2 separate regions of the Mus musculus genome follow, and region 1 is linked to region 2. Evidence: chromatin loops called from intact Hi-C (ENCODE). Cell type or tissue: left cerebral cortex. All regions are shown on one strand. Links, peaks and the distances in the headings refer to the core of each region. The heading gives the core; the rest is flanking DNA. Region 1 has its middle 58 kb from the start of Ly96. Region 2 holds the start of Tmem70 (transmembrane protein 70).

The links. Hi-C counts contacts between places; a loop is a spot of excess contacts. Peaks named below come from ENCODE experiments on the same cell type or tissue, not always from the same donor. Only the 100,000 strongest peaks of a DNase experiment are listed, where the experiment ranks them.
Region 1: a loop joins it to region 2, with 2.3 times the contacts of the local background. A loop is called at or near these places in 3 of 42 quality-filtered maps.

The regions. Positions count from the first base shown.
Region 1 is chr1:16,738,551-16,754,322 of GRCm38, forward strand. No RefSeq gene overlaps it. Among named protein-coding and RNA genes, the nearest start is that of Ly96, 58 kb to the left of the region's middle. In left cerebral cortex, for the core only: CTCF peaks have their summits at 7,675 (motif pointing left) and 10,365 (motif pointing left); DNase peaks (open chromatin) are centred at 7,588, 8,845 and 10,321.
Region 2 is chr1:16,658,310-16,674,081 of GRCm38, forward strand. It overlaps Tmem70 (transmembrane protein 70), which reads left to right and starts at 6,882. Exons shown (of 3, transcript NM_027415.2): 1 at 6,882-7,196; 2 at 9,359-9,464. The coding sequence starts at 6,999. It overlaps D030040B21Rik (RIKEN cDNA D030040B21 gene), which reads left to right. Exons shown (of 4, transcript NR_037998.1): 1 at 1-1,469; 2 at 1,712-1,919; 3 at 2,246-2,340; 4 at 3,712-3,969. It also overlaps the pseudogene Gm7654. In left cerebral cortex, for the core only: a CTCF peak has its summit at 6,807; DNase peaks (open chromatin) are centred at 6,884 and 7,497; H3K4me3 peaks cover 1,854 bases; H3K27ac peaks cover 1,147 bases.

The DNA.
Region 1 (15,772 bases), core at 2,765-10,764, 80 kb after region 2:
GCAGAAGATTCTGGTCTGTTGCGTCTTTCCTGGCCGGTCGTGAGAACGCGTCTAATAACAATTGGTGCCGAATTCCGGGACGAGAAAAAAACTCGGGACTGGCGCAAGGAAGATCCCTCATTCCAGAACCAGAACTGCGGGTCGCGGTAATAAAGGTTCCCGTAAAGCAGACTGTTAAGAAGGATTCAACTGTATGAATTCAGAACTTTTCAGCTGGGGAACGAGAGTACCAGTGAGTACAGCTTTACGAGGTAAGTCTGATCTTGAACTTTCTAAGGAAATTCAAGACAGTCTATCAGAAGTAAAGTGGAATATGTTTGGCCTTGAATTTTTTCTGGTGTTAGGAGCCCTTTTGTTCCTTTTCACATGTTATCAAGTGGTTAAGATAGGGAGGATTCTAGATGAAATTCAGGACAAGCTATCAGAAGTAAAGCGGGGAGAGAGAGTAGGAGCAAAGAGAAAATATGGTACACAAAATAAGTATACAGGCCTTTCCAAGGGTCTTGAACCCGAGGAAAAGTTTAGGTCAGGTAAGAATACCTGGGGAGAGATTAGAAGGAAGGAAAAGAAAAAAGAAAAGAAAAAAGATCGATTAGCGGAGGTCTCTAGGAGATACTCGTCACTAGATGAGCTCAGGAAGCCAGCTCTTAGTAGTTCTGAAGCAGATGAAGAATTCTCCTCTGAGGAAACAGACTGGGAGGAAGAAGCAGCCCATTACCAGCCAGGTAAAGTGCTAGCTAATCAGTTAAGGAAGCCAAAAGCGGCTGGCGAAGGCCAGTTTGCTGATTGGCCTCAGGGCAGTCGGCTTCAAGGTCCGCCCTATGCGGAGTCCCCGCCCTGCGTAGTGCGTCAGCCCTGCGCAGAGAGGCAGTGCGCAGAGAGGCAGTGCGCAGACTCATTCATTCCCAGAGAGGAACAAAGGAAAATACAACAGGCATTTCCGGTCTTTGAAGGAGCCGAGGGTGGGCGTGTCCACGCTCCGGTAGAATACTTACAAATTAAAGAAATTGCCGAGTCGGTCCGTAAATACGGAACCAATGCTAATTTTACCTTGGTGCAGTTAGACAGGCTCGCCGGCATGGCACTAACTCCTGCTGACTGGCAAACGGTTGTAAAAGCCGCTCTCCCTAGTATGGGCAAATATATGGAATGGAGAGCGCTTTGGCACGAAGCTGCACAAGCGCAGGCCCGAGCAAACGCAGCTGCTTTGACTCCAGAGCAGAGAGATTGGACTTTTGACTTGTTAACGGGTCAGGGAGCTTATTCTGCTGATCAGACAAACTACCATTGGGGAGCTTATGCCCAGATTTCTTCCACGGCTATTAGGGCCTGGAAGGCGCTCTCTCGAGCAGGTGAAACCACTGGTCAGTTAACAAAGATAATCCAGGGACCTCAGGAATCCTTCTCAGATTTTGTGGCCAGAATGACAGAGGCAGCAGAGCGTATTTTTGGAGAGTCAGAGCAAGCTGCGCCTCTGATAGAACAGCTAATCTATGAGCAAGCCACAAAGGAGTGCCGAGCGGCCATAGCCCCAAGAAAGAACAAAGGCTTACAAGACTGGCTCAGGGTCTGTCGAGAGCTTGGGGGACCTCTCAGCAATGCAGGTTTAGCGGCTGCCATCCTTCAATCCCAAAACCGCTCCATGGGCAGAAATAATCAGAGGACATGTTTTAACTGCGGAAAGCCTGGGCATTTTAAGAAAGATTGCAGAGCTCCAGATAAACAGGGAGGGACTCTCACTCTTTGCTCTAAGTGTGGCAAGGGTTATCATAGAGCTGACCAGTGTCGCTCTGTGAGGGATATAAAGGGCAGAGTCCTTCCCCCACCTGATAGTCAATCAACTGATGTGCCAAAAAACGGGTCATCGGGCCCTCGGTCCCAGGGCCCTCAAAGATATGGGAACCGGTTTGTCAGGACCCAAGAAGCAGTCAGAGAGGCGACCCAGGAAGACCCACAAGGGTGGACCTGCGTGCCGCCTCCGACTTCCTATTAATGCCTCAAATGAGTATTCAGCCGGTGCCAGTGGAGCCTATACCATCCTTGCCCCCGGAAACCATGGGCCTTATTCTCGGCCGGGGTTCACTCACCTCACAGGGCTTAGTAGTCCACCCTGGAGTTATGGATTGTCAACATTCCCCTGAAATACAGGTCCTGTGCTCAAGCCCTAAAGGCGTTTTTTCTATTAGTAAAGGAGATAGGATAGCTCAGCTGCTGCTCCTCCCTGATAATACCAGGGAAAAATCTGCAGGACCTGAGATAAAGAAGATGGGCTCCTCAGGAAATGATTCTGCCTATTTGGTTGTATCTTTAAATGATAGACCTAAGCTCCGCCTTAAGATTAATGGAAAAGAGTTTGAAGGCATCCTTGATACCGGAGCAGATAAAAGTATAATTTCTACACATTGGTGGCCCAAAACATGGCCCACCACAGAGTCATCTCATTCATTACAGGGCCTAGGTTATCAATCATGTCCCACTATAAGCTCCATTGCCTTGACGTGGGAATCCTCTGAAGGACAGCAAGGGAAATTCATACCTTATGTGCTCCCACTCCCGGTTAACCTCTGGGGAAGGGATATTATGCAGCATTTGGGCCTTATTTTGTCCAATGAAAACGCCCCATCGGGAGGGTATTCAGCTAAAGCAAAAAATATCATGGCAAAGATGGGTTATAAAGAAGGAAAAGGGTTAGGACATCAAGAACAGGGAAGGATAGAGCCTATCTTACCTAATGGAAACCAAGACAGACAGGGTCTGGGTTTTCCTTAGCGGCCATTGGGGCAGCACGACCCATACCATGGAAAACAGGGGACCCAGTGTGGGTTCCTCAATGGCACCTATCCTCTGAAAAACTAGAAGCTGTGATTCAACTGGTAGAGGAACAATTAAAATTAGGCCATATTGAACCCTCTACCTCACCTTGGAATACTCCAATTTTTGTAATTAAGAAAAAGTCAGGAAAGTGGAGACTGCTCCATGACCTCAGAGCCATTAATGAGCAAATGAACTTATTTGGCCCAGTACAGAGGGGTCTCCCTGTACTTTCCGCCTTACCACGTGGCTGGAATTTAATTATTATAGATATTAAAGATTGTTTCTTTTCTATACCTTTGTGTCCAAGGGATAGGCCCAGATTTGCCTTTACCATCCCCTCTATTAATCACATGGAACCTGATAAGAGGTATCAATGGAAGGTCTTACCACAGGGAATGTCCAATAGTCCTACAATGTGCCAACTTTATGTGCAAGAAGCTCTTTTGCCAGTGAGGGAACAATTCCCCTCTTTAATTTTGCTCCTTTACATGGATGACATCCTCCTGTGCCATAAAGACCTTACCATGCTACAAAAGGCATATCCTTTTCTACTTAAAACTTTAAGTCAGTGGGGTTTACAGATAGCCACAGAAAAGGTCCAAATTTCTGATACAGGACAATTCTTGGGCTCTGTGGTGTCCCCAGATAAGATTGTGCCCCAAAAGGTAGAGATAAGAAGAGATCACCTCCATACCTTAAATGATTTTCAAAAGCTGTTGGGAGATATTAATTGGCTCAGACCTTTTTTAAAGATTCCTTCCGCTGAGTTAAGGCCTTTGTTTGGTATTTTAGAAGGAGATCCTCATATCTCCTCCCCTAGGACTCTTACTCTAGCTGCTAACCAGGCCTTACAAAAAGTGGAAAAGGCCTTACAAAATGCACAATTACAACGTATTGAGGATTCGCAACCTTTCAGTTTGTGTGTCTTTAAGACAGCACAATTGCCAACTGCAGTTTTGTGGCAGAATGGGCCATTGTTGTGGATCCATCCAAACGTATCCCCAGCTAAAATAATAGATTGGTATCCTGATGCAATTGCACAGCTTGCCCTTAAAGGTCTAAAAGCAGCAATCACCCACTTTGGGCAAAGTCCATATCTTTTAATTGTACCTTATACCGCTGCACAGGTTCAAACCTTGGCAGCCACATCTAATGATTGGGCAGTTTTAGTTACCTCCTTTTCAGGAAAAATAGATAACCATTATCCAAAACATCCAATCTTACAGTTTGCCCAAAATCAATCTGTTGTGTTTCCACAAATAACAGTAAGAAACCCACTTAAAAATGGGATTGTGGTATATACTGATGGATCAAAAACTGGCATAGGTGCCTATGTGGCTAATGGTAAAGTGGTATCCAAACAATATAATGAAAATTCACCTCAAGTGGTAGAATGTTTAGTGGTCTTAGAAGTTTTAAAAACCTTTTTAGAACCCCTTAATATTGTGTCAGATTCCTGTTATGTGGTTAATGCAGTAAATCTTTTAGAAGTGGCTGGAGTGATTAAGCCTTCCAGTAGAGTTGCCAATATTTTTCAGCAGATACAATTAGTTTTGTTATCTAGAAGGTTTCCTGTTTATATTACTCATGTTAGAGCCCATTCAGGCCTACCTGGCCCCATGGCTCTGGGAAATGATTTGGCAGATAAGGCCACTAAAGTGGTGGCTGCTGCCCTATCATCCCCGGTAGAGGCTGCAAGAAATTTTCATAACAATTTTCATGTGACGGCTGAAACATTACGCAGTCGTTTCTCCTTGACAAGAAAAGAAGCCCGTGACATTGTTACTCAATGTCAAAGCTGCTGTGAGTTCTTGCCAGTTCCTCATGTGGGAATTAACCCACGCGGTATTCGACCTCTACAGGTCTGGCAAATGGATGTTACACATGTTTCTTCCTTTGGAAAACTTCAATATCTCCATGTGTCCATTGACACATGTTCTGGCATCATGTTTGCTTCTCCGTTAACCGGAGAAAAAGCCTCACATGTGATTCAACATTGCCTTGAGGCATGGAGTGCTTGGGGGAAACCCAGACTCCTTAAGACTGATAATGGACCAGCTTATACGTCTCAAAAATTCCAGCAGTTCTGCCGTCAGATGGACGTAACCCACCTGACTGGACTTCCATACAACCCTCAAGGACAGGGTATTGTTGAGCGTGCGCATCGCACCCTCAAAACCTATCTTATAAAACAGAAGAGGGGAACTTTTGAGGAGACTGTACCCCGAGCACCAAGAGTGTCTGTGTCTATGGCACTCTTTACACTCAATTTTTTAAATATTGATGCTCATGGCCATACTGCGGCTGAACGTCATTGTTCAGAGCCAGATAGGCCCAATGAGATGGTTAAATGGAAAAATGTCCTTGATAATAAATGGTATGGCCCGGATCCTATTTTGATAAGATCCAGGGGAGCTATCTGTGTTTTCCCACAGAATGAAGACAACCCATTTTGGTTACCAGAAAGACTCACCCGAAAAATCCAGACTGACCAAGGGAATACTAATGTCCCTCGTCTTGGTGATGTCCAGGGCGTCAATAATAAAAAGAGAGCAGCGTTGGGGGATAATGTCGACATTTCCACTCCCAATGACGGTGATGTATAATGCTCAAGTATTCTCCTGCTTTTTTACCACTAACTAGGAACTGGGTTTGGCCTTAATTCAGACAGCCTTGGCTCTGTCTGGACAGGTCCAGACGACTGACACCATTAACACTTTGTCAGCCTCAGTGACTACAGTCATAGATGAACAGGCCTCAGCTAATGTCAAGATACAGAGAGGTCTCATGCTGGTTAATCAACTCATAGATCTTGTCCAGATACAACTAGATGTATTATGACAAATAACTCAGCTGAGATGTGAACAAAAGTTTCCGGGATTGTGTGTTACTTCCATTCAGTATGAGAAATTTACTAGGGCAGCTAATTTGTCAAAAAGTCTTTCTCAGTATATGTTACAGAATTGGACGGCTGAATTTGAACAGATCCTTCGGGAATTGAGACTTCAGGTCAACTCCACGCGCTTGGACCTGTCCCTGACCAAAGGATTACCCAATTGGATCTCCTCAGCATTTTCTTTCTTTAAAAATTGGGTGGGATTAATATTACTTGGAGATACACTTTGCTGTGGATTAGTGTTGCTTCTTTGATTGGTCTGTAAGCTTAAGGCCCAAACTAGGAGAGACAAGGTGGTTATTGCCCAGGCGCTTGCAGGACTAGAACATGGAGCTTCCCCTGATATATCTATGCTTAGGCAATAGGTCGCTGGCCACTCAGCTCTTATATCCCATGAGGCTAGTCTCATTGCACGGGATAGAGTGAGTGTGCTTCAGCAGCCCGAGAGAGTTGCACGGCTAAGCACTGCAATGGAAAGGCTCTGCGGCATATATGAGCCTATTCTAGGGAGACATGTCATCTTTCAAGAAGGTTGAGTGTCCAAGTGTCCTTCTCTCCAGGCAAAACGACACGGGAGCAGGTCAGGGTTGCTCTGGGTAAAAGCCTGTGAGCCTAAGAGCTAATCCTGTACATGGCTCCTTTACCTACACACTGGGGATTTGACCTCTATCTCCACTCTCATTAATATGGGTGGCCTATTTGCTCTTATTAAAAGGAAAGGGGGAGATGTTGGGAGCCGCGCCCACATTCGCCGTTACAAGATGGCGCTGACAGCTGTGTTCTAAGTGGTAAACAAATAATCTGCGCATGTGCCGAGGGTGGTTCTTCACTCCATGTGCTCTGCCTTCCTCGTGACGTCAACTCGGCCGATGGGCTGCAGCCAATCAGGGAGTGACACGTCCTAGGCGAAGGAAAATTCTCCTTAATAGGGACGGGGTTTCGTTTTCTCTCTCTCTTGCTTCTTGCACTCTGGCTCCTGAAGATGTAAGCAATAAAGCTTTGCCGCAGAAGATTCTGGTCTGTTGCGTCTTTCCTGGCCGGTCGTGAGAACGCGTTTAATAACAAACCTGAAAAGCAGACTGGCCTCATTGCAGGACGGGGGCCTTCCTCCTCCCTCCAGCAGCTCCAGCTCTCCTGCACCTCAGACTGTGCTTCCCCACTCCCGAGCGGTGTCCTGGGGCTTTCCTATGGCCCAACATTTGCCCCGTGACAGCTTGGGGTAAGGTTGGTCAACTCCTGCTTCCCAACTCCCCCAGCGGCCATGCCCTGTGGCAGAGCAGACTCAGGACACACAACCCTACATGATCCCTTAGATGGATTTTTATTGTTTTCTTTCCAAAGCTCTCTTCTATTGTTTGGAGACAGTGTCTTATGCACCCCATAATAGCCTTAAACTCTCCATGTACCTTGAACTTCTGATCTTTCTGCCACAGCTTCCTAAGTGCTAGGATTACAGGCATGTGGTACTAAGGATCAAACCCAGGGTATCACGTATTCCCAACAAGCACTCTATGGACAGAGCAACATCCCTGTCCCCAAAACTTCCTTCCTAGTAGTTAGATCTACTGTGGAAACAGAAACAAATAGTGACTTTTATAAAATTTCTTTCTGGATTCCAATAGTACAAAATTAAGCAGCCCAGGGCCTGTCTGAAGGCTGCATTATTAAGGAACCATTTGCTTTTGGGCACAATCATCCCTGTGGACCTCACCAGGGCATTCTGAGAGGACTCCATATTACTTCTACTTTCTAGTGGCTGAGAGGGATGGAGGACACACCCACTTCTTATAAGAGCATGGCCTAAGTGTGTTTGCCCTAAATACTTTTACTCACTTCTTACTTATCAAAAGTTGGTTGTGTGACTGACTATATTTAGCTGGAGAGGAGGCGGAAAATGTCCTTACTGGGGCACAGAATATAAACTAGGAGCTCTGAATGGATAATGGGGACACCTAGTGGTCCCTTACAGAATGGCCAATTTAGATTAATTAGTGTGATTAATATTTAAATGGTTCATTAGACTGCAATCAATACAAGAGTATGGGCCTTTTTGTTTTTGATCATCACTGCGTTCTTTTCCTTTATCCCAGTGCCTGGTACTTTTTAATAAATATTTGATGAAAATGCACCTGTATTGGTTTGGTTTTGTTGTGCTAGGAAGCATTCGTGAACTCCAAAAGACCACCAAGGAGTTGACGCCTATGTAATCATACTTAAGTTTGGGCTTACTTACTGTCCCAGAACTCTCATCAGGAAAAGGTTTAATTGGAAAATAAGAGCAAACAAGGGGCTTTCCAGCCTGGCAAGCACTAATTGAATGTCTATCGACAGGTGGGTGCTCTGAAGCAAGACCATATACAATTAAGAATAGTCTGAAAGTACATTTGAAACAATCAGACAAATCTTTGATTAACTGTTGCTAGGAAGTAGCTAGAGAGCTAGCCAAGGACAAGCCATGGGGTCCTTCCTGGTGTGTGTGTATTAATTTTATTTTATTTTTCATTTAAGATGGAGGCCGATTCCAAGATGGAGTAGGGTTGGCCTCTCAGTTTCTTACTACTTTTTGCATTTCTCTGTCTTAGAGTTGAAGCTACAGCCATATCAAATCTCTGTTGGTTACAATGAAATAAGTTGCCTCCTTGAATTGAATGTGTAGCTAAGGGTAGAATACATGCTTTGTACAGAGTGAAGCACTGGGTTCAGTGTCCAGTATCTGCACTCGTCTGTGTGACCACACACACACACACACACACACACACACACACACACCATTTTGCTGTTGTTTAAATTTCGTAGATGACTTTTCAAGTTATAATACATTTTTTATTCTTGAGACAGGGTCTCATGTATCTTAGGATGACTTAAAATTCTCTATGGTAACCAGTGCTAGTGCTGAACTCATAATCTTCCTGCCTCAATCTCCTGAGTGCTGTGATTACAGGCATGTACCACCACACCCAGTTCTCTAATCCTCTTAAAAATATCTACAACCTATAAGATGTTAGCAGTAATAGAGAAAAGGAGAGGGGAGCTGTTCTAAATATAGACACAAATGTGGTTAATGTGTGAAAAAATATAGGCACAAATGTGTGAAATCTGTATGAGGTTCAATTATGAGTCTGAAAGCCAGGAAGTGAAGCAATAATTTTAGGCGAGGGAAGTGAAAAGTTTCTGTTTTCTTCATGTTCATGAATGGGCCTGATGGAACCAGATTGCTAAGGAGAGCAGCTTTTAGGCAAGGAGGACACACCACATCCGTCTTCTGTGTGCAGAGAAGTGTGTGTGTGTGTGTGTGTGTGTGTGTGTGTGTGTGTGCAAATAGGAAGTTAAGTCTGGAACTGGTGGCAAGAACTGAAGCAAAGGTAATGGAGGAGTACTGCTTTCTGGCTTGTTCTTCCTGGCATGCTCAGTGCTTTCTTATGTAATCTGGGACCACTGGCCCAGGGTGGCACAGCCTACAGGAGACTGGATACTCCACATATTAACCATTAATACAGGAAATGCCAAATAGACATGCCTACAGGCCAATCTAATGGAGTTATTTTCTCAATTAAGGTTCCCTCTTCCCTCATGAACTTGAATCAAGTTGAAAAACAAACTAGCCAGTACAATGCCATTCTACTTGTTTGTTTGTTTGGTTTGGTTTGGTTTTTTGAGACTGGGTTTCTCTGTGTAGCCTTGGGTGTCTGGAAGCTAGCTTTGTAGACCAAGCTGGCCTTGAACTCAAGAACCTGCTTCTGCCTCCCGAATGATGGGGTTAAAGGTGTGCACCCACAACCAGTGGCATACAGCTGTCAGTTCTGCATTTGTCTGCATGATCTCTTAGAAGTGCATTTGTTCGCAGGCTCCTCAATGCACACAAACTTTTTATTTTATTTTGTGTGTGTGTGTTAACTTTGTATTGATTCCTTGTGACTTTTACATCATACACCTCAATCCCTCTCATTTTCCCATCTCTTTGTATTTACCCTCTGCCCTTGCAGCCTCCCTCCAAAGGAACCCCCTCCACCCAAAAAAAACCCAAACCCAAACCAAAAAACTTGGCAATGGCCAAAGATCTTGTTGGTGGTGCTGTTCATATATCAGTGAGGAGCAGATGACAGTCCTTTGCTCATCCTAGTTTGATGCCTGGGTTGGTGGCTGTGATGGTTTATATGTTCTTGGGCAAGAGTGGCCCATTTGGAGGTGTGGCCTTGTTCGAATAGGTGTGACCTGGTTGGAGTAGGTGTGTCACTGTGGGTGTGGGCTGAAGATCCTCACCCTAGTTGCCTGGAAGTCAGTCTTCCACTAGCAGCCTTTGGATGAAGACATAGAACTCTCAGGTCTGCCTGTGCCATGCCTGCCTGGATACTGCCATGCTCCCACCTTGATGATAATGGACTGAACCTCTGAACCTGTAAGCCAGCCCCAAGTAAATGTTGTTTTTTATAAGACTTGCCTTGGTCATGGTGTCTGTTCACAGCAGTAAAACCCTAACTAAGACAGTGGCCAAAGCTGTCTTCTGCCTAGGTCTCATAAAAATCAAATCAAATCCAGGAAGCACAGTGTAGGATGAGGAAGACTGACTAGACAGAGACCTGCAAACTGCCATGCCACCCACAGACACCTACTTGCTTCCACACCACTAAGGGCTGACAGATGATGCCACCTAGGGGCCTGCCAGCTATGTGGCTACCCTGCAGCAGGAGCCACCACAATGTGCGAGTACCTGGTAGTTAGATAAGAGCAACTTGAGCATTGTGAAGAAAGATGGAAACTGCAGACTCCAGGGTGGAAAGAAGTAGCCTGTTGTGAGTGGACAGCCTTGCCACCTGGCCATGGTAAAATCTTAGCTGGAGCTGCCACTGAGAGCCATGTCTGAATCTGTGTTCACACAGTGGCAGGGGTTAGGGTCGATGGAGTCGTCCCTGGTCTGGGAAGCCACTGGAAACCAAGTGGATGCCCAGGGACTGTGTAGAACTGGCCCCACCCCTCACCGGCAGCAACATTCTGGAGAGCACAGTGGAGCTAGCCCTGGTGGCAGGGGTGTGGGTGACTCAGTACCAGGAACATGAGTGTGGGAGAGCTGGCCCTGCCACCCATCTGTTACGAGGTGGTCTGGGTTGTGGGAGGTGATGCCCTTCCTTATAACCTGCAGCAGTCAGGAGAGTTTACCCTGGGGTCATGAGCACAGACGAGCTGGTCCTGCCCCTGGCTGGCTGCAGAACTGTGAAGAGCAGGACATGCACTTCACCTGGGAAGCACAGTAGTTCTAGACCTGGTCAAGGTGGAGCAGCTGAGCAAGAGTATGAAAACTGGCCGGGTCACTCATTGGTCATGAAGTGGTGTGGGTGAGGGGATGATGCCCTCTCCCCCCTGCCCGTCATTACCTGTGGCTATTGGGAGAGCTGGCTTTGGGTCATGAGCGCAGGTGAGCTGGTCCTGCACCTTGTCTGGGAAGCAGGCCTTGGTGGAGAGGGCACAGGTGAGCTGGCACCCGAGGGTTAGAGCATGGGAGAGCTGGCCTTGCCACTCATCTGACATGAGGGTGTGAGGCGATGCCCCCCTCCATTGCTCTTTGCTACCTGCTATAGTCAGGAGAGCTAGGTGTGAGAGTGGGTAACTATTTCTGCCTCCTCACTGGCTGTAGCACTCAAGAAAGCAGCCTGGGTAACACAGTGGAGCTGTCCCTGATGTCAAAAGCACTGGTGAACCAGCCCTGAGGGTGTAAGAACAGGAAAGCTGCCTAGTACCTCACAGGATGCAGCACTTGGAAGAGTAGGCCCCTTACCTTGACTGGGCAGCACAGTAGAGCTGGCTCTAGAGGCATGAGTGTGGGTGATCCAGTGCTGAAGTCATGAGAGCCAGAGGGCTGACCCTGCCTCCTGCCAATGGTAGTATCGGGTGGCCTAGCAAGAGCAGTGCTGGAGAGCTTACTCTGGTGGTGCAGATAAGGGAAAGTTGTCACACTGACCAGCTCTGTTACCACCCAGGCCCAGATCCAAAATCTATATCGTCTGTGAAGAGTTGGGATGTGTGAAAGGGCCAGTCAGGCTGATCCAAAGCTGGAGGATCTCCATGACATGACAACAACAGGATAACTGGGAGGAGTCCCAATGATGATCCAATTCTGATGGTGTCACACAAGCCAGAGATCTACAACCAGACCTATGACTCACTGAAATGAACATTTGCAAGTGAAGATGTGTGGACAGAGGGATATGCTGTAGGACACACTGTGACATACTACAGCTACCATGATGAGATTTTTTTTATGCTTTCTTGTTGCTTACTTGTTTGTTTGTTTTTTATTTTGCAGGGGAGGTTGCAGGGGCAGAGGACAGATATGAAGAGAAAGAGTGAGCTGAGAGAGGGACTGCGGTGCATGATGTGTAACTCACAAAGACCAAAAAGTTAAAAAAAAAATCTCGGTATGGAAGCTGCAGTGTGTCCCGCACTATATAACTCCTCTTCTTCCTCCTCCTTCTCTTCTTCTTCTCCTCCTTCTTCTCCTCCTTCTCCTTCTTCTCCTCCTTCTCCTCCTTCTCCTCCTTCTCCTCCTTCTCCTCCTTCTCCTTCTTCCTCTTCTTCCTCTTCTTCCTCTTCTTCCTTCTCCTCCTCCTCCTCTTCCTCCTCCTTCTCCTCTTCCTCTTCCTCTTCCTCTTCCTCTTCCTCTTCCTCTTCCCCTTCCCCTTCCCCTTCCTCCTCTTCCTCTTCCTCTTCCTCTTCCTCTTCCTCTTCCTCTTCCTCTTCCTCTTCCTCTTCCTCTTCTTCTTCTTCTTCTTCTTCTTCTTCTTCTTCTTCTTCTTCTCCTTCTCCTTCTCCTTCTCCTTCTCCTTCTCCTTCTCCTTCTCCTTCTCCTTCTCCTTCTCCTTCTCCTTCTCCTTCTCCTTCTCCTTCTCCTTCTCCTCTTCCACACCTTTTAAACCCAGCATTCAGGAAACAGCCACACAGATTTGAGTTTAAGGTCAATCTATAGAGCAAGTTCCAGGACAGTCAAGTTTAGGTAGTGAAGGAGTTAGAAAACAGAAAGCTGGTAATAGAACAAGTGGGGTATGCTCCAGCTCCAGAGCAGAACTCAGCAGCTTCAGCCATGCTGAAAGGAGGAAGCCAGATGAGTTGCCAGCATCCATTTTTCTCTGCTTGCTGACTTTGGATGTAATCTGATGAACTGCTAGCTCCTACCACCTTGCATTCATTTGCCATGATGGACTGCATCTTCTCAAACTGTGAGCCAAAATAACCCCTTCTTTTTGTCAAGTAATCAAGCACAGCAGTGGGACAGGTACCTAATACAGTACCAAAGATAGTCTTTTCACTCAGAAAGTGTCAAGGGATTTTAGGAAAATCTACTCATGAAGTAGGAGAAAGCCCACATATATCAGACCATGTTCTCTCCTATAAAACTCAATCTTTTTTCAAGAACACAGAGCTGGTTTTCAGAATTTCAATATTAAATTCTTTTAAAAAATATTTATTTATTCATTATATGTAAGTACACTGTAGCTGTCTTCAGATACTCCAGAATAAGGAGTCAGATCTCATTATGGATGGTTGTGAGTCACCATATGGTTGCTGGGATTTGAACTCAGGACCTCTGGAAGAACAGTCAGTGCTCTTACCCACTGAGCCATCTCTCCAGCCCCCAATATTAAATTCTTTTAGGTCACTGATATGTTCCTTGTTTTGGCCTTGGAATGACTGCTTTGATTCTTGGTCCTGTAATAACATTTGTTTTGAGCTCTCTGGATGAAGATAGCATTGGGACAGATTCCCAAGAGAGGAGTCACATTCTAGTCTTCCTTCCTTCCTTCCTTCCTTCCTCCCTCCCTCCCTCCCTCCCTCCCTCCCTCCCTCTCTCTCTCTCTCTCTCTCTCTCTCTCTCTCTCTCTCTCTCTTCTTTCTTCCTTTCCTTTTTTTCTTTCTTTCTTGCAGACTTGTCCTCAGATGGCTGCACACTAGTTCTGTGACAAAGCTGATTTACAGTGTGATATGACCAAATACATCATTTTTTTCAGGCAAAAATAAGCCTTATTATTATTTTTTTTTGTGAAGTTTGGGCAGAAGTTTCTTTTCACACTTTTAATCTCCTTTATGACAAATGATAACACGTGCCTTTTCATACACAGAAGGAAAAGGTAAATTGTTTGAGATTCTGAATTCTTTTTTTTAAAAAATAAGATATCTTCTTTATTTACATTTCAAGTGTTATCCCTTTTTCTGGTTTACTCCCCAGAAACCCCCCCCACTCCCTCCCTCCTCCCCCTGCTCACCAACCCACACACTCCTGCTTCCTGGCCCTGGCATTCCCCTACACAAGGGCATAGAGCCTTCACAGGACCATGGGCCTCTCCTTTCACTGATGACTGACAAGGCCATCCTCTGCTACATATGCGGCTGGAGCCATGGGTCCCTCCATGTGTACTCTTTGGTTGGTGGTTTAGTCCCTGGGAGCTCTGGAATTTCTAGTTGGTTCATATTGTTGTTCGCCCTATGGGGCTGCAAACCCCTTCAGTTCCTCGAGTCCTTTCTCTAGCTCTTCCATTGAGGATCCTGTGCTCAGTCCAATGGTTGGCTGAGAGCATCCACCTCTGTATTTGTCAGGCACTGGAAGAGCCCCTCAGAAGACAGCTATATCAGGCTCCTGTCAGCATGAAATTCTTGGTATCCACAATACTGTTTGGGTTTGGTGACTATATACAGGATGGATCCCCAGGTGGGGCAATCTCTGTATGGCCTTTCCTTCAGTCTCTACTCCACACTTTGTCTCTGTAACTCCTCCCATGGGTATTTTGTTCCCTCTTTTTTTTTTTTTTAAATTGGTTTTTCGAGACAGGGTTTCTCTGTTTAGCCCTGGCTGTCCTGGAACTCACTTTGTAGACCAGGCTGGCCTCGAACTCAGAAATCCACCTACCTCTGCCTCCCGAGTGCTGGGATTAAAGGCGTGCGCCACCACGCCTGGCTTTGTTCCCTCTTCTAAGAAGGACCAAAGTATCCACACTTTGGTCTTCCTTCTTCTTGAGCTTCATGTGGTCTGTGAATTGTATCTTGGGTATTCTGAGCTTCTGGGTTAATATCCACTTATTAGTGAGTGCAAACCTAATGTGTGTTCTTTTGTGATTGGGTTACTCACTCAGGATGATATTTTCTACTTCCATCCATTTGCCTAAGAATTTCATGAATTCATTGTTTTTAATAGCTGAGTAGTACTCCATTGTGTAAATGTACCACATTTTCTGTATCCATCCCTCTGTTGAGGGACATCTGGGTTCTTTCCAGCTTCTGACTATTATAAGTAAGGGTGCTATGAACATAGTGAAGCATGTGTCCTTATTACATGATGGAGCATCTTCTGGGTATCTGCCCAGGAGTTGTATTGCTGGATCCTCAGGTAGTACTATGCCCAATTTTCTGAGGAACCACCAGAATGATTTCCAGAGTGGTTGTACCAGCTTGTCATTCCACCAGTAATGGAGGAGTGTTCCTCTTTTTCCACATCCTCACCAGCATTTGCTGTCACCTGAGTTTTTGATCTTAGCCATTCTGACTGGTGTGAGGTGTAATCTCAGGGTTGTTTTGATTTGCATCTATTGGGTGTGTTGAAAGAAGATTACTTTCTTGCCTTTCCTAGGGTGTAGTTTCCCTCTTAGAGTTGGCACTTTCCATCTATTATCCTTTGTAGGGCTGGATTTGTAGAAAGATGTGCAAATTTGCATTTGTCATGGAATATCTTGGTTTCTTCATCTATGGTAATTGAGAGTTTTGCTGGGTATAGTAGTCTGGGTTGGCATTTGTGTTCTGTTAGGGTCTGTATGACATCTGCCCAGGATCTTCTGGCTTTCATAGTCTCTGGTGAGAAGACTGGTGTAATTCTGATAGGTCTGCCTTTATATGTTACTTGACCTTACTGTTTTTAATATTCTTTCTATGTTTAGTGCATTTGGTGTTTTGATTATTATGTGATGGGAGGAATTTCTTTTCTGGTCCAATTTATAGGCTTCTTGTATGTTCATAGGCATCTCTTTTTTTAGGTTTGGGAAGTTTTCTTCTATAATTTTGTTGAAGATATTTACTGACCCTTTA
Region 2 (15,772 bases), core at 3,325-11,324:
AGATTTATTTGTTTGCTTTTTAAATTTTATTTGTTTTTTTTTCTTTTTCTTTTCTTTTTTTTTTGTTTCTGTTTTTTGTTTTGTTTTGTTTTTGTTTTTGTTTTTTTGAGGCAGGGTTTCTCTGTATAGCCCTGGCTATCCTGGAACTCACTCTGTAGACCAGGCTGGCCTTGAACTCAGAAATCCTTCTGCCTCTGCCTCCCAAGTGCTGGGATTAAAGGCGTGCGCCACCACGCCCGGCATAATTTTATTTGTTTTTAAGATTTATGTATTTATTTATTATTTGTGTTTTTATGTATGAGTGCTCTATCTGCATGCCAGAAGAGAGCACCAGATCCCATTATAGATGGTTGTGAGCCACCATGTGGTTGCTAGGAGTTGAACTCAGTACCTATGGAAGAAAAGCCAGTGAGCATTTAACTGCCGAGACATCTCCCCAGTCCCATGGATTCCTTCTAAAAGGACACAGAAAAGGGAACTAGGTCAGACAACTGCGATAGGTTTTTGGTTGGGTCTTTTTTGTTTGTTTGTTTCTCTGCTACTGGTGAAATGAATCAATTCAAGCCAGAGTGAGATGATATTAAGTGCAGGATTATTGGAAGTTGCTCTCTGGCCCCAAGGACAGAAGCCAGAGAGGAAGGAAGAGAATTGTACATATTCTCTGCTCACTCCTTTTCCAGTTTCCTTCCCGTTTGAGGGTATGAGAAATGGCTTGAGATGACTTTGGCAAGCTTTGATCTTCAGGTACTCTTGCTCCGTTAAGCTCACCAAGAGCTAAGAAAGGCTCTGTAACTCTCAAAGCAATCAGTACCACTAACCTAACCTGTTTTGTATCACTAATTTTAAGTGTCTTTCTGCTAAAGCTCAATGTTACTAGTAGATTTCCTATAGATACACATATGCCAACCCTAGCCATGATGCTGATGTTGTTTTCCATATTTTGAGGTTGGAAGCTGGTTTTGTTTTGTTCAAAGAGTGACCTTCTGTCTAATATGGGGCCTGAACTCTCAGCTATTAGCACCCCCCCACAACAAAGTCAGGTATTAAGGACAACCCCCCCCACACACACACACAGAGTTTCTCTGTGTAGCCCAGGCTGTCCTGGAATTCACTCTGTAGATCAGGCTGGCCTTGAACTCAGAAATCCACCTGCTTTTGCCTCCCAAGTGCTGGGATTAAAGGCACGTGCTACCACTGCCCAGCAAGGACAAACTCTTATATTAATAAACCTTCGAAGTATTTTTCCTTAGCACCCTGTATTAGTCAGGATTCTCTAGAGTCACAGAATTTATGGGTAGTCTCTATAGTGAAGAAATTTGTTATGATGACTTACAATTTGTAGTCCAACTCAGCACTTCTGTGAATGGGAAGTCCAAGGATCTAGTAGTTGCTCAATCTCACAAGAAGAACACCATGCCAAGATCCAGATCAGAAACTTCTATCTCCCAGCCTCAAGGTCAGGATCACAGGTGAGCCTTCCAATTCTGGATTGTAGTTCATTCCAGATATAGTCAAGGAATAGCCATTACACCCCACAACCACCACCACCACCACCACCAAAATTAGGAACAATCATGCCTAGAAGTACTCTGTACCCTTTTGTACCAGCCATCTTTATGATCGATTCTGAGCATGTCCTCAAGTGTGTCCTGTTTTTGTTTTTGTTTTTAAATTAGATTTATGTGTACAAATGTTTTGTCTGCATATATAGCAGGTGCATGCCCAATACTCATGAAGATCAGAAGAAGGCATTCTATGGTTCTGAAAATTGCCGAAAGAAGACTCCAGACTCAGATAGTCTTCAGAAACAACCAGCATGTGAGGGGTTGGGAGTGTCAACCATTCTTTGAAATGTTGACCCCCAGACAAAGGTGCACAAGCCTTCTTATAGGGAACCAGGAACTCTCTAGAGGAACTAGGTAATCTAAAATTTCATTGGTGGGTGCTAGGAGATCACAGGTGGTCAGTGGCCTGCATTCCTATGTCATGAATATTTAGCTATAGGATGGGATAGGGCTGCCCAGCACAGATGGCCCATTCTGAGATAAGATATTTCCCCATTTTTGTAGTTATCCCCAGGCTGCTCTATGGGAGGAGGGTTTATGATCTTGTTCTGGATTTTATGGTCTGTCCCTGGAGCTGTCATCTAATGACCTAGTTTCTGGGACTGATGTCTTATTGTTCTTTTTTGAAATCAGGCCTGGTCCTTAAGTGGAGACAAATGGGGTTTATGTTGTGCTTTCAGCATCAGATCCCCTGATATCGGAGTTATGAGTTACAAGTGATTATGAGCCACCATGTGGATGCTAAGAATTGAACCCAGGTCCTCTGTAAGAACAGGTACTCTAAATTGCTAAACCATGTCTCCCATAAGGCTCCCCAATATAGCTGAATAGTCAGTTTTTATAGCCAGAAAATGTGTGTGGCAAAGATGTCTGCATTAATTATGTCAATCTTATGAAAACAAAGGACTGTCCATCTTTTGAGTTTGTCTTTCATGCAAATGCAGGACCATGGGTGCATCAAATTGGTAGTCTCTCATTCAAACGGAGCACAGTGTTAGTACTGATCTTAGACTTTCTGTTGGCCCACCAGGAGAATTGCACTTCTGGTCTAGGTGAAAATGGCTTCAAGGTCATCTAGAGTTCATTGAGGCTTGAAATGGCAAAGAGCCAGGTGTAAATTGAAATAATCATGACTAGAATAGTGCCTTCTGGAGCCAGAGTTGTGCTTTGGCAGCACACAGCTGTTGCAGTTTCTTCAAGGCCTTTATGTGTTAATAGAAGCCTGAGAGTGTTTGGATGGCTATTTTTCTTGGTAAGCCTTTGTCCAAAGCATCCAGCGCTAGGGAATCTGCCAGGAGTTATCAACTGAGCCCACAAACACCTTACTGTTAAGTACTAAAACGCTGCACGGAGACCACCACCCACATATGCAGTTGGCAAGAGTGTTTTTATTTCTTGAAAGAAAGAAGCCTGCATGCAGGGGTCAGCCACTTACAAAAAGATGGTAAAGACAGACAAAGTTCTGCAGGCCTTTTTGTAGGAAACTAGGGGGATTTTAGCTAGGGTTAGGTAATCTAAAACTTCATTGGTGAGAGCCGGGTGATGTTACATGGGTTGTTTTCTGATTGGCTTGTGGTCAGTAGACTGCATTCTTGTGTCATGAATGTTTAACTACACAATGAAATACCCAAACCATATAAGGCTGCCCAGAACAGATGGGCCATCCTGAGATACAATACCTCCCCATCCTTGTGGGTATTCCCAGGCTGCTCTTTAGATGGGGGATTCTGTGGCCTTGTTCTTCTTGGAGCTGGTGCGGGGGTGGGTGAGTATTGTCAGTTCTGGGAAAGGATGGCTTTCCTCCTTTCCTTTTAAAGTTAGGCCTGGTCCTAAAATGAAGTTTATGCCATCCTCTCACCTTATTTAGAGGAAAAATAAGCATGGAGAGGATTACAGTATTTTGTATTATTTAACAGTATATCAATAATGCTTAAGTTCTGCTAAAGTACACCAAGGAGAAGTGGGTTCCTCTAACCTGTATCATTTTTTACCTACTACAGTAGTGGTTGGTTCTCAACCTTTCAATGCTGCAACCATTTAATACAGTGCCCCAACCATAAATTTATTTTTGTTGCTACTTCATAAACGTAATTTTTCTACTGTTATGAATTGTCATGTAAGTATCTGTGCTTTCTGTTTGTCTTAGGCGACCCCTCTGAAAGGGTTGTTTGTCCTGAGAAGGGGTCATAGAGCTGCTGTGCTAGATGAGAAATTTTTCCTGATGCATCTGACTGTGAAGTTGATCTGAAGATATTTAGAGGACAAATTCATCAAGTTTACCTTTGGAAACCTATGTAGTATTATGTAAAACAGTTTATCTCCATTATATTATATCACCAGTATTTTTAGCTTATTTTTAAAAATAATTTATTTTTAATTCTCAATAAATACTTGCTACATAGTCAAATCCCCAGTGATCAACTGTTCTGAGTTAGCAAGAAATTAAGTTTAAAATTTTTTATGAGAAAAAAACTTATCCATTATTCAGAATTTAAGAATAAAGCTATTATTGGTGTTACAAATATCTTTAGGGTTAGGGACTCAGCCACCCATGACATCATGCCTGCAAGGCAATCATGGTATCACTGAGCTGTGTCCCCAGCCCTGCCCACTGAGCTGTGTCCCCAGCCCTGCCCACTGAGCTGTGTCCCCAGCCTTGCCCATTTAACCTCTTAGTGCTGTTTCAAAGCAATTAAGCAGTGTCTTCTGCTCAATTTTCTGACCCATGGTAAAAAATCTAATGCTATAAAAAACACTTGGCAAATAGCAAAGTGTTTTGAAAGTGTTTGTCAAAATGTAAAAAATAAGGAGTTCTACTTATTTATTTAATCTTGTCATGGCCATGTATTTGGACGGGCTAAATTAAGTTTTATTTATGGCATAATTTCACAATAACTTCTCTTAAATGTCTTTTACAAACATCAGTGCATATATGTGGGATATATAGTGCAAAACTATAAATAAGTTAGTTCAGTTTTTTTTTCTTTTCTCAAAACAAATTCTGGTTGTAAAACACCTATGTATTATACTGGGGAGTCCAATTTAAAGCAAAACAAAACCATTCTTACTAAGAAGCAAAACTTTCAAATCATTTACACATTCACATTCTATGTATTTTTCTCATAGTCAACAAGTGGACTCAAATGGTTTAAGATACCCCACTATTTAAAGAGAAAAGTGTCTGCAATAATTTGAAACCACGGAATTAACTTTATTTCAGCACTGGCTGCAATCTTCATAATTTCTTTGAGTTCCTCCTTTGATACATAGCAACAGCTTTTAATCTCATTGGGATCTGGATTCAAGGTTACATCCTTCCTCAGCAACAAAATGTAATCAATTTCACATTCACCCAAGATACCATCAGATTGGACCTTGTAGTAAATTCTTGTTAGGTAACTGATTTCATTTAGATCAACCTCTTCCAAGAGGATTCCCAACTCTGCTTTTAAGCACCTCTGTGCTGCTCGCTTCACAGCAATGGCATTGTTTTCATCCAGCTCACCTGGACACTTAATAGATGACTACAGCAACTATTGGTGAAACAACCTGGAAAGGTAATTTTAGCATCTGATCTCTGCTGTAACAGGAGCTTATTTTCATTATTAAACAAGAAGACACTAAATGCTCGGTGGATGTAATAATCCTTTGTTGATGGATTCATTCAGGTGACAGTTTTTCTTGGTGTCAGCTCCAATTTTATTGCCATTTTCATCAATAAGAATACACATCTTTGCTACAAAGTAAACTGATTTTTCATCAAGATGGTTGGTATTTATTTCAGGCATTATGACCTGAATGTCTGACCTGACCTAGAACACAGAGATTCCAGTTAGAGGTAGTCTCGTGTATTTTTAGATGCATGTCCTATTACACATTTGCACCATGAGTTCCCAAATTTATGCCGTTACAGTGCTCCCTCTACTCCTGTCTAAGTCCTGTGCAATAGGCACTAAGTATCATCTGCCTTTGGGAGAAAGGTATAGTGTTGATTCAAAAAACTCTCACCTCAATGGAGAGAAAAGAGAACTTATTCTAGAACCAAATGAGTGATCATGGCTTGGAAACACAGATTTATGTCACCCCCTGTCCCCATGTTCCATGTTTCAACATGGAAGTAGTTTCATGAAGCTTTTTTATAGTAACAGAACAAAGAAAATCATCAGTCAAGACAGGTTTCTACATTAGTGGGATGGTTAGGTACGTTTTTTAAAAGTGGGGAAACCTGTTTTAGGCTTCAGGTGCTATTTGACAGTACTCGGAAAACTAATACCCTGTGCATTCCAAATGAAAGCTTGAACTCGGTGTGTTCCAGCTGAAGGTCGTGAAGATGTTAGGTACACAGGAGGACAATACATTAAGGCTACTAAGAGATCTGCAAATGGCCCATGATAAATTGGCTCTGGATTTGCAACACTGTAGATTCTTCTATGTCAGTCCGTGCTAGGCAAGATACACTCCCCACCTTGGACATGATGGGGGCTTTGTTTGTTTGTTCCTTTGGTTTTTGTTTTTGTTTTTTTGTTTTTTTTCGAGACAGGGTTTCTCTGTATAGCCCTGGCTGTCCTGGAACTCACTCTGTAGACCAGGCTGGCCTCGAACTCAGAAATCCGCCTGCCTCTGCCTCCCGAGTGCTGGGATTAAAGGCGTACGCCACCACACCCAGCTCGGATACGACGTTTTTAATGGGGAAAAAAAAAAATCTGTCAACAAAATCGAAAATTATGTGAAAAAATTCCATTTTCTCCTATCTCAGTGGTGGAATTAAGTTAAATCATTAAATCTTTTTTTTTTTTTTTTTCCCCCGAGACAGGGTTTTTCTGTGTAGCCCTGGCTGTCCTGGAACTCACTCTGTAGACCAGGCTGGCCTCGAACTCAGAAATGCGCCTGTCTCTGTCTCCCAAGTGCTGGGACTAAATCATTCATTCATTTTGTTAATATCATATCATAGCATACAAAGTATTTAAACATTATAACATTAAGTACCTTAAACTACATTCCTTTTGGGCTGATATGCTACAATTACTTCTGCGAAGCTAAATCATTTTCCCAAACCAGTTTTAGGACCTATAAAGTGACTTTCATGAGAACGAAGTATTTAACTAGGCTTCTGGTCACTGTCTTTTTCACATGCCTACACACTCTGTCCTTGCACACGGTCAAAAGCCGACCAAATACTAGGAATTCGGTTGAAGCCCATCATCTTAAGCAGGGAGTTGGGGTTTTGGGTCATTTGCTGCCTGGAACCCACCAGGTGGAGAAGGTTGCAGGCCGGCCGCATTTTCTGCGCACGCGCGCGCACCAATCCGGCCGCGTGTTCCGTTTAAGGGGCGGAGCCTCATCGCTCTTGTGGGGGCCACTGTCGAGCGGAGTCGCTTTTGGGTGTCCTTGGCCGCAGCTGGAAACTGACGGCCACCTTCTCCAACTCGCAGCATGCTGTTGGGGTTGGGCGGCCGGTGGGCAGCGGGCCTATGGCCGGGCCGGACGAGGACGACGTGGTGTGTGGCCGCCGCGCTCCGAGGTTCCGGGATCGCTTTCTGGCGTGCGGCCTCGCTAGCCGAGCCAGAGCGGCTCCGGAGCGGCGGGCATCTAGCGCTAGCCGAGTCTTGCGGGCCACCCGGGCGAGCGCAGGTCGGCTGTTCGTAGGCTGTGGTGGTGGGGAGCGGGCGCAGCATGGGGTCTGGGAACTCCAGTGCTGAGGGGACACTCCCGGTGCGGGCCTGGGAGGAGCAGGCCTCGACCTCGGGGTCCGCAGCTGCTGTCAATCCAGGGATTGATTCTCCTTTCGAAGGCTATTAAAGCACCACAAATGGTTCTTTTTGTTGTTTTTCAGAGACAGGATGTCCCAGTTTTGTAGACTCACCTGTCCTGAATTCGCTATATAGACCCGGTTGTCCTCGAAATCAGAGACTCGCCTACCTATTGACTTCCCATTCTAGGATTAAAGATTTGCTCTGCTGCGCAGGGACTTATTTCTTACTCTAGAGCTAAAGGTCAGAAGGGCGCTAAGTGCTAAGAAATTGATGCAGCACGTGGAGCTAGCCTCCTAAGTTGTGTTACTTGTCCGTTTTTAGGAATTTCTTTGATTACGGAGTGAAAGGTGGGGTGTGGATGTTATTGAACAAAGTACGTAGTATGTTAAACTATACTATAAAATGTAAGAATTTTGTGGGTTTTCGAGACAGGGTTTCTCATGTGTAGTCTTGGCTAACCTGGGACTTGCTCTGTAGACCAAGCTGGCCTTGAACTCAGATATCCCCTGCCACTGCCTCCAGAGTGCTGGGATTAAAGGTGTAGCTCGGCAAGAATTTTATGTATATTAAGCTACATTGTAATATATAAGAATTTTAAAAACTTTTAAGAAATGCTGAAAGTGGTAATTGAATTATTTGTTGTTAGTTGCTTGTGGGTGGGTTTCCCTGTGTAGCCCTGGCTGATCTGTTGACCAGGCTGGTGCTGGCTTCAAACTCACAGATAAAAGGTGTGTGCTATAGCCAAGGGTCTCGAGATATTGGACTCTTAACTGAATTTCAACACAAATTAGGCATACTTTTTACATTTTTAAATGTGAGCAATGTGAAATTCATTTTTAGATGCTCATTTATACATACTTGGGAAACTCCTGTTTCATATAGCTTTCAAGCAGTTTTTCAAGCAAGCTTTCTTGCTAAGAGATAGAAGGCCCAGGGTATGGTAGTGGCACAGACTTAAAGTCCCAGTGTTAGCTCTGGAGGCTCAGACAGAGGATCAGCATGAGCTTCATGGTCAGTTGGAGGCCAACATGGACCACATTGATGACTGGACTTGATCTTCAAAACAAAATGGGGTACAAGGTATATGCAAGGCTTTCAGGGAGACAGCCTTAAAAATGCTAGTTATTCATGTAACTAGTTCCTAAGTACTAACCACAGGGGTGGTAGGAGAAGCCTAGTCTGTGGAGGCTTTTGTCTTCAGGATGGGAGTTTGATCTCTGGACATGCCTGTGCATACGAACCCACCAAACAAAACAAAGCAAAACAAACCCCTCAATTTACAGTATTTTGCTAAGATTGTTTTTTGTTGTTTTTTGACTGGACTTGAACTCAGAGATTTACGTGCCTCTGCCTCCTGAATGTTGGGCTCAAAGACATGTACAGTCATGCCCTCTGTATTTTCTTAGATTATTACATTAAAGCAAATTTAAACAAATGTTTTTGCCTATGTAGTATCTGTGTACATACATGTGGAGGTCATCATTGACTGTCTTCTATCTCAATCTTATTTAAGATTTTTTTGAGGCCAAGTTGGCCTCAACTCAGATCAGCCTGCCACTGTCTCCCAAGTGCTGAGACAAAGGGCATGCACCACCACTGTGTAGCACGACTTTTACTTTATATGTATGGGTGTTTTGCTTTCATGTATGTGTATACATACGTACGTACATACATACATATGAACGAACCACACCTATCAGTGCTCATGAAGGCCCAGAAAGGGCATGGATGCCAAGGGCTTGGGTTGCAGAAGGTTGTAAGACACGTAGGTGCTGGGACTCTGAACCTTGGTTGTCTGGAAGCGCAATGAGCCTCTCCATCCTGAAGCCTGGTTTTAAGAGATAAGATCTCTGACTCTGGAGCTCTCTGGTTGGCTAGAGTGGCCGGCAGGAAGCCTGGGAATCCTCTAGGTTATTTGAGAGAATTCTTTGCATGGCATTGTAACAAGTTCTCTTTGTTATATTTAAATGAAATAAAAACAACATTGATAGAAATAAAAATTTGTTCAACCAGTTACTCAATGGTTTCTTGTTTCAGCAGATACCTGTTTGTTGGGAACAATGTGTCCGCTGCTTCCATACACAAGTTGATAAGCCAGAAAATGGCAGGCTGATTTATACTGGAAACCTGGCCCGAACGATATTTGGTGAGTAGTCTGAAGTGAGATTATTTCCTTATTTTCCTTTTTCTTTTTGAGATTATAAAATAATTACGCTTCTCCCTTCCCCTTCCTGCCTTCAAAACTTCCTATATCCCCTCCCCCGTTAGTTTCGTTTAAATTCATGGCGTCTTATCCTCAGTTATTGCATGGATATATGTATATGCATAAATATTTCTAATTATAATTTGTTGAATAGATACAGTGTTACTTGTTTGTGTTTTCAGGGCTGACCATTTTGTGATGAAAAACCAGTTGATGTGTTCTTTCCTGGGGAAGACCACCTCTCCCAGGCCCAGCTTTACTCAATTGCCTGTAGTCTTTGCATGGGGTTGAGATCTCTGGGGCTTGTGCCCAGTAAACCTTTTTTAGCATATGTTAGTTAACCTTGTTGTTTGTTTGTTTTGTTTTGTTTTTGTTGTTGGTGGTGTTTTTTTTTTTTTTTTTAGCATGTCTCAATTATTTTTTTCCTTAAAGCTTTTTGAAACAATGTAGAGGTTGAGACTTTGTTTTTAGGGTTTCAGTGATGTTTAAAGGCCGAGTTGCAGTGTGTGATTTGATACCTAGGCACTGAAGCTTCCCTTCCATCATTATTTGTCTTAGAATAGCCAACAGACAAATACAACTCTGTGAGTATTCTAAGAGGAGTGGAAGGAGATTGTTACAGTTTGATTTGAGCTCTGCAGCTCATGTATTTAATAGATTAATAATATCTTAATAATATATTTATAAATATATTTATAATAATAAAAGCACAATAATATAATAATATATACTTACTAGCCTAACTTTCCCAGCTGATGGCGCTGTTTTGAGAGTTCTGGAAACCCTAGAAGAGGCCTTCCTCTTAGAAAGTGGGTCACTGGGGGTGAGTTCTGGAGGGAGGAATATCTTGTTCCCAGTTCCTCCCATCCTTCTCTCTCTGGTTCCAGTTTGCCATGAAGGTCTTCCACTACATAAACCTTTTGGCATGATGTTTCACCCAAGTTCTTAGGGACTAAGCAACTGTAGATTGAGAACTCAGAAATAATGAGTCAAAGTTGCCTTTTCCTTCTTTTAAGTTGCCGTTTTTCAGTATTTGGTCAAATGCAAAAGCTGTGACCAAAAACCTGGTAATACTTCTTTTATGTTGTTTTGAGACAAAGTCCAGACTATCTTGTATACCTGGTGCCACAGACCATTTTGGTCCCTTGTCTGCGAGGAACGGGTCTCAGGTGGGCAAGGAGTCAGCGGGAATTGACAGACTCGACACAAGGGAGTGTGGATCTGAATGTAACTTGTCAAATTGAACATCAAACTTTTTATACAGAAGAAAATACGGAAGTTGGGTGACACAACCAGCAAGGTACAAAGAGGTTACTGGATTCTTACATAAAACAGGAATGCAAACACGGAAGGACTGGTGGGAACCTACTGGGATAAAATTTAATGTTAACAACTGAGATCAAAAACAGCTCCACCTAAGGTCCACTTAATCTTAGAAGCCAGGGGCAAGGGCTTCGTGCCCTTGCCATAGTTCCTATTCTAGTCCACCTTGTATAGTCCACCTTCCCCCTAGGCCATTGTAAATACTTGTGTATGGGTGTAACTCAGCTACCTATAGTTCTAAGTATCTACTCTGGTTCCTCTTTAGGTCACAAACTTCCTTCTTCCTAGATAATGGTAAATTTCTGTGTTGGGCAGTGACTTAGCTATCCATGCCCAAGGTCGTATCAAGGACTGCCTAGAATCTAACTTAGCTATACATCAAAATATCAATCCTTCGGAGCACTTATAATAAAGCAATATTAAGGGAAAACACACAGATCCGTTTACCAACTAAAGCAAGGACATTGGAGCATTCTGTATACAGGATGCCACAGTTCCAGGAGACTAAGTTTCCATGAACTTTTCACCTCGGGACAGCACCCAGGTTTTCGGGGCCTGTCATGCGTGTCACTAATGGAGTGCATGTAGCAACCTGGCCCTGGTTATACCTCTTTAGAATAGTTGTTTGAAGCTGGGTGTGGGGGTGCACACCATTAGTGCAAGTGTATATCTGTGAGTTGGGGGCTAGCCTTGTTTGAGGACAGTCAGAGCTACATAGTGAAACTCTGTCTCCAAAAAAAAAAAAAAAAAAAAAAAAGTCACAGGGTGACAGGGGCCTGTAATAACATCTGGCCTCACTGGCCTCATTTTTACTTAAATGTTTCTAAATTTAACATTTAAAATGTGGGTGGAGCTGGCAGTGTCGCTCAGTGGTTAGAATACTTACTTGCCTAGGGCTTAAAGTCCTATGTTCAGTTCTGAGCATTGAGGGAATGTTTTATATTTCCAAAATCTGTAAATAATGTTTGTTCAGTTCTTCTTGGAATTTGTAGAAGACTTATTTATTCTCCCAGGGATAGAGGATTATTGTAGAGAAGGAAAGGTGGCATATTGAATAAGTTCAGTAAAGCTATTTACTGACTTTGGTCATAGTTTAGTGGAGACACTCAGAAGAACTTAGTGAAGTTACATGATTTATTAAGTCCTCAGAGTTGTCCTGTATTTTAGTAACCTCAGTAAGAATGGAATCAGAAATACCCTGCAGATTGCTGTATGGCCAAGTATGGCCACAGCATTTCAGTGCCTACACTTACTCATGTTGGTATAAAATGACTGTAAAATTTAACTCTGGAAATCTGTTGGTTTTCAAGTATATGGTATTATAGTACACTTAAAATTTTAGCTATCTATAACTTTTTCAGAATAAGGACCAATTATTCTACTGACTTTAGAATTGCAATTCAGTGGTTATTATCATTAGGGGGTTAGAAAGTTCTTCAAAAGTCTTAATGAGTTGAAGGTTTATAAAGGAAGGGTTATTGATTTGTCCTGTATCCTTCCTTGACTCTTGTTTGTAAAGGAGAAAGCCAAGATGGATTTTTGTATGGATAAGCTATAATGTCTGTGGGAAGAGTGTAACTGGAATATCAAAGTTCTACAATTTTGGAGCTAGGCAGAAGTTTAGTGTTTAAAAGAGTGCTGGCTGCTCTTACATATTCAATTCTCAGTGACCACATGGAGGCTAACAAGCATTTGTAACTACAATTCCATGGGATCTGACTCCTTCCTACAGATACCAGGTATACATGGGTTGCACAGACAAAACATCAACAGATAACATAGTGATTTTAAAACTTTTTTGGTTGGGCAGTGGTGGCACACACCTTTAATCCCAGCACTCAGGAGGCAGAGGCAGGCAGATCTCTGAGTTTGAGACCAGCCTGGTCTATAAGAGCAAGCTCTAGGACAGCCAGGACTATTCAAGAGAAACCCTGTATTGAAAAACAAAACCAAGGGCTGCAGAGATGGCTCAGCAGTTAAGAACACTGACTGTTCTACCAGAGGTTCGGAGTTCAATACCCAGCAACCACGTGATGGCTCACAACCATCTGTAGTAGAATCTGACACCCTCTTCTGGTATATCTGCAGACAGTGACAGTGTACTTACATAAAAAAACCAAACAAATCTTAAAAAAAAAAGAAAGAAAAGAAAAGAAAAACCAAAACCAAAACAAAATGCAATTGTAATTGGTAGAGGAAGTTGTTCCCTGAGTCTTTGTTCTGGGTAGTAGAAGTGGAAAGTTGCTTGTCAAAGGTTGGAGCTACTTTGTACCTGGGAACTCACCAGAAATACCCAGGAAGTGGTGTGATTTGGAGCATTAACTGCTCCATGGAAAACACTTGAAGGCTTCCCTCATTATTGTTAATGCAGTCACAGATAATTACAGATCTGCTATGTATTGTACAGGGGCACTGTGTTAGGGATACTATACTTAAAGGTAATGTAGAATCTTAACATTGGTAGGAAAGAAAGGGTGAATATACCACATATTTAGTGCAGTATTTCTAAGTTGTAAGTTAGATATGAGTTCACGTTGAGGAGACAGATTGGTCTTATCGGGATACCTTTCCATAAGGCCTTTCCATAATGCCTTGTCTGACGAGTAAAGTCTGGTATGAGGTGTGGAAGGAGCACATATATCCTAGGTGCAGAATACTTAGTACAAGCAGAGGCAGGAGGATTGTCAGACTGAAGGGATCTCTGAGCGTGTCTGGGAAAGATTCCCTACATCAGCTTAGTTAGTGTGGGAAGATCCACCCTAAATGGGAGTTTGCCATTCCATATGTGGGGTCCTGGGCTGGATAAAGGCGAGAGAGCTCACTGAGCTTTCCTAACCGAATGGCCTGTGCCTGGCCACATTCCAGCAGTTCCTGATGCTGCACCTTCCTATCTGGTAGTTTCTTTTTAGTAACTGAGAACAAGAGAAATGTATGTTCTTACAGGTCTGGGGGCTACAGTGTGACCTGGGTCACATTTCTTGAAGACTCTAGGAAGTAGTATTCTTACCCCTTAATCCGCTGGTGGCTCCTGGCTACCTTAGCATTCTTGGCTTATAATTTGTCTGTGACTGTTACTTGTTCTTCCTGTGGCAGCCTTCCCTGCATCGCTTACTTTTTGTGTCCTTATAAGGGCACTTTCATTAGATTTAGAGCCCACCTTAATCCTGCATGATCTCATTTTGTTCTTTAGATCTACAAAGATCTTACTTCCAAATAAGGACACATTATAAAATTCTTGTAGGCATCAGTTTTAGGGGACACTAACTTACTACAGTGTAACAAAAGTAATGGGGAAGGTATTTTGGAAGGGCTGAGAGTGTTATATAGGAGTCAGCATGGTCCTCAGTGATCCCGTGCGTGCTGCTGTCATATCAAGCACCTGTGGGAAGAGAGGCACTAAACAACAGCCAGTGGCAGTGGATAAGAATGACAGCTTCGTTCCACTTTTGTGAACAGTAAGTTGTCAGACTTCTGTTTTTGTCAGTGTTAGAAAGCAGTAACACTTACATGGATCTTACAAATTGAGATTTTTGTGCTAATTTATTTAAAGGAACAGTTCCATATTTTCCCTTGAAATGTCAAGCTTTTTGGTTTTCTCATTCCACAAACATTCATCCTTCTGATATAAGTTCAGAATATTTTTGTCAAGGATAGGATGTATCTCAGACTGGCCTCAAATATGATACACTATGTTGTTTTCCTCTTTTCTTTCCTTTCCTTTTCTTTCTTTTTAAAAAAAAATATAGTTAGACTGTCAGTCATTTGACCCTGGTTGATGCTGGAACTTCAAAAACTATTTTAACTATTTTATAATACATACATACGTACATACATACATACATGTGTTATTGTGTCGTTATGGGAGCATGTGCATATGAGTACAGATGCCCCAGAGTCAGGAGCCCTTAGGAAGTCAGTTGGGTCCCTTAGGGGCTGAAAATGCATGCAGTTGTGAGCATCTCGTTGGGTCTGCTGAGAACTGAGTCCTGAAAGAGCCCTACCAGCCGAGCGTCCTCTGGTGTGCTTATACTAGGATCTCATGCTGCCCAGTCTCGCCGCAGACCTGCTGTACAGCAGGAACTAGTTGTGAATGCTTTCGCCCTCTGTGTTCTGGGATTATATGTGTGTGTGTGTGGCATCATGTCCAGCTTTGTTTCTGTATTTTGAGTCATACTTCAAACTTTTCTATTTCAGATTATAAAGGGCTTCAAGGATATGGATACCTCTGTGATTTCTTTCTTCACACTTATCTCTGCTGTCTGGATTTTTTTCATGGCTTATGGTATAAAGGATGGATTGAATTTTATACTTTTGTTTTTAAGTTTTAAAATTTTTACCTTGTGTGTAAGAGAGGGAGAGAATGAGAGAGGAGACATGGCATTTTTGTAAGAGAGGGAGAGAATGAGAGAGGAGACATGGCATATTTGTAAGAGAGGGAGAGAATGGGAGAGAGGGACATGGCATATTTGTAAGAGAGGGAGAGAATGGGAGAGGGGACATGGCATATTTGTGGAGGTCAAAGAGCAGCAGGTCTTTCCTATCTTTGTGTGGGTTCTTGGGCTGAAATTAGGTTGTCAGAGCTTGTACAGCAAATGCCTTAATCTGAGCCAAGGCTTTATCATTTTCTATATCCAGTTTTCCTAAACCTCACATCGTTTACTAAAAAGTTAATTTTTTTACATACTGATTTCCTACCTCCTTTCTCACTTCCTTCTTTTCCTTTCCTTTTCCCTTTTCTTTTTTTTCTTTTCTCCCTTCCCTCCCCTCCCCTTCCCTCCCCTCCCCTCCCCTCCCCTCCCCTCCCCTCCCCTCCCCTCCCCTCCCCTCCCCTCCCCTCCCCTCCCCTCCCCTTCCCCTTTCCCTTCCCCCTTCCCCCTTTCCCCTTTCCCCTTTCCCCTTTCCCCTTTCCCCTTCCCTTCCTTTCCCTT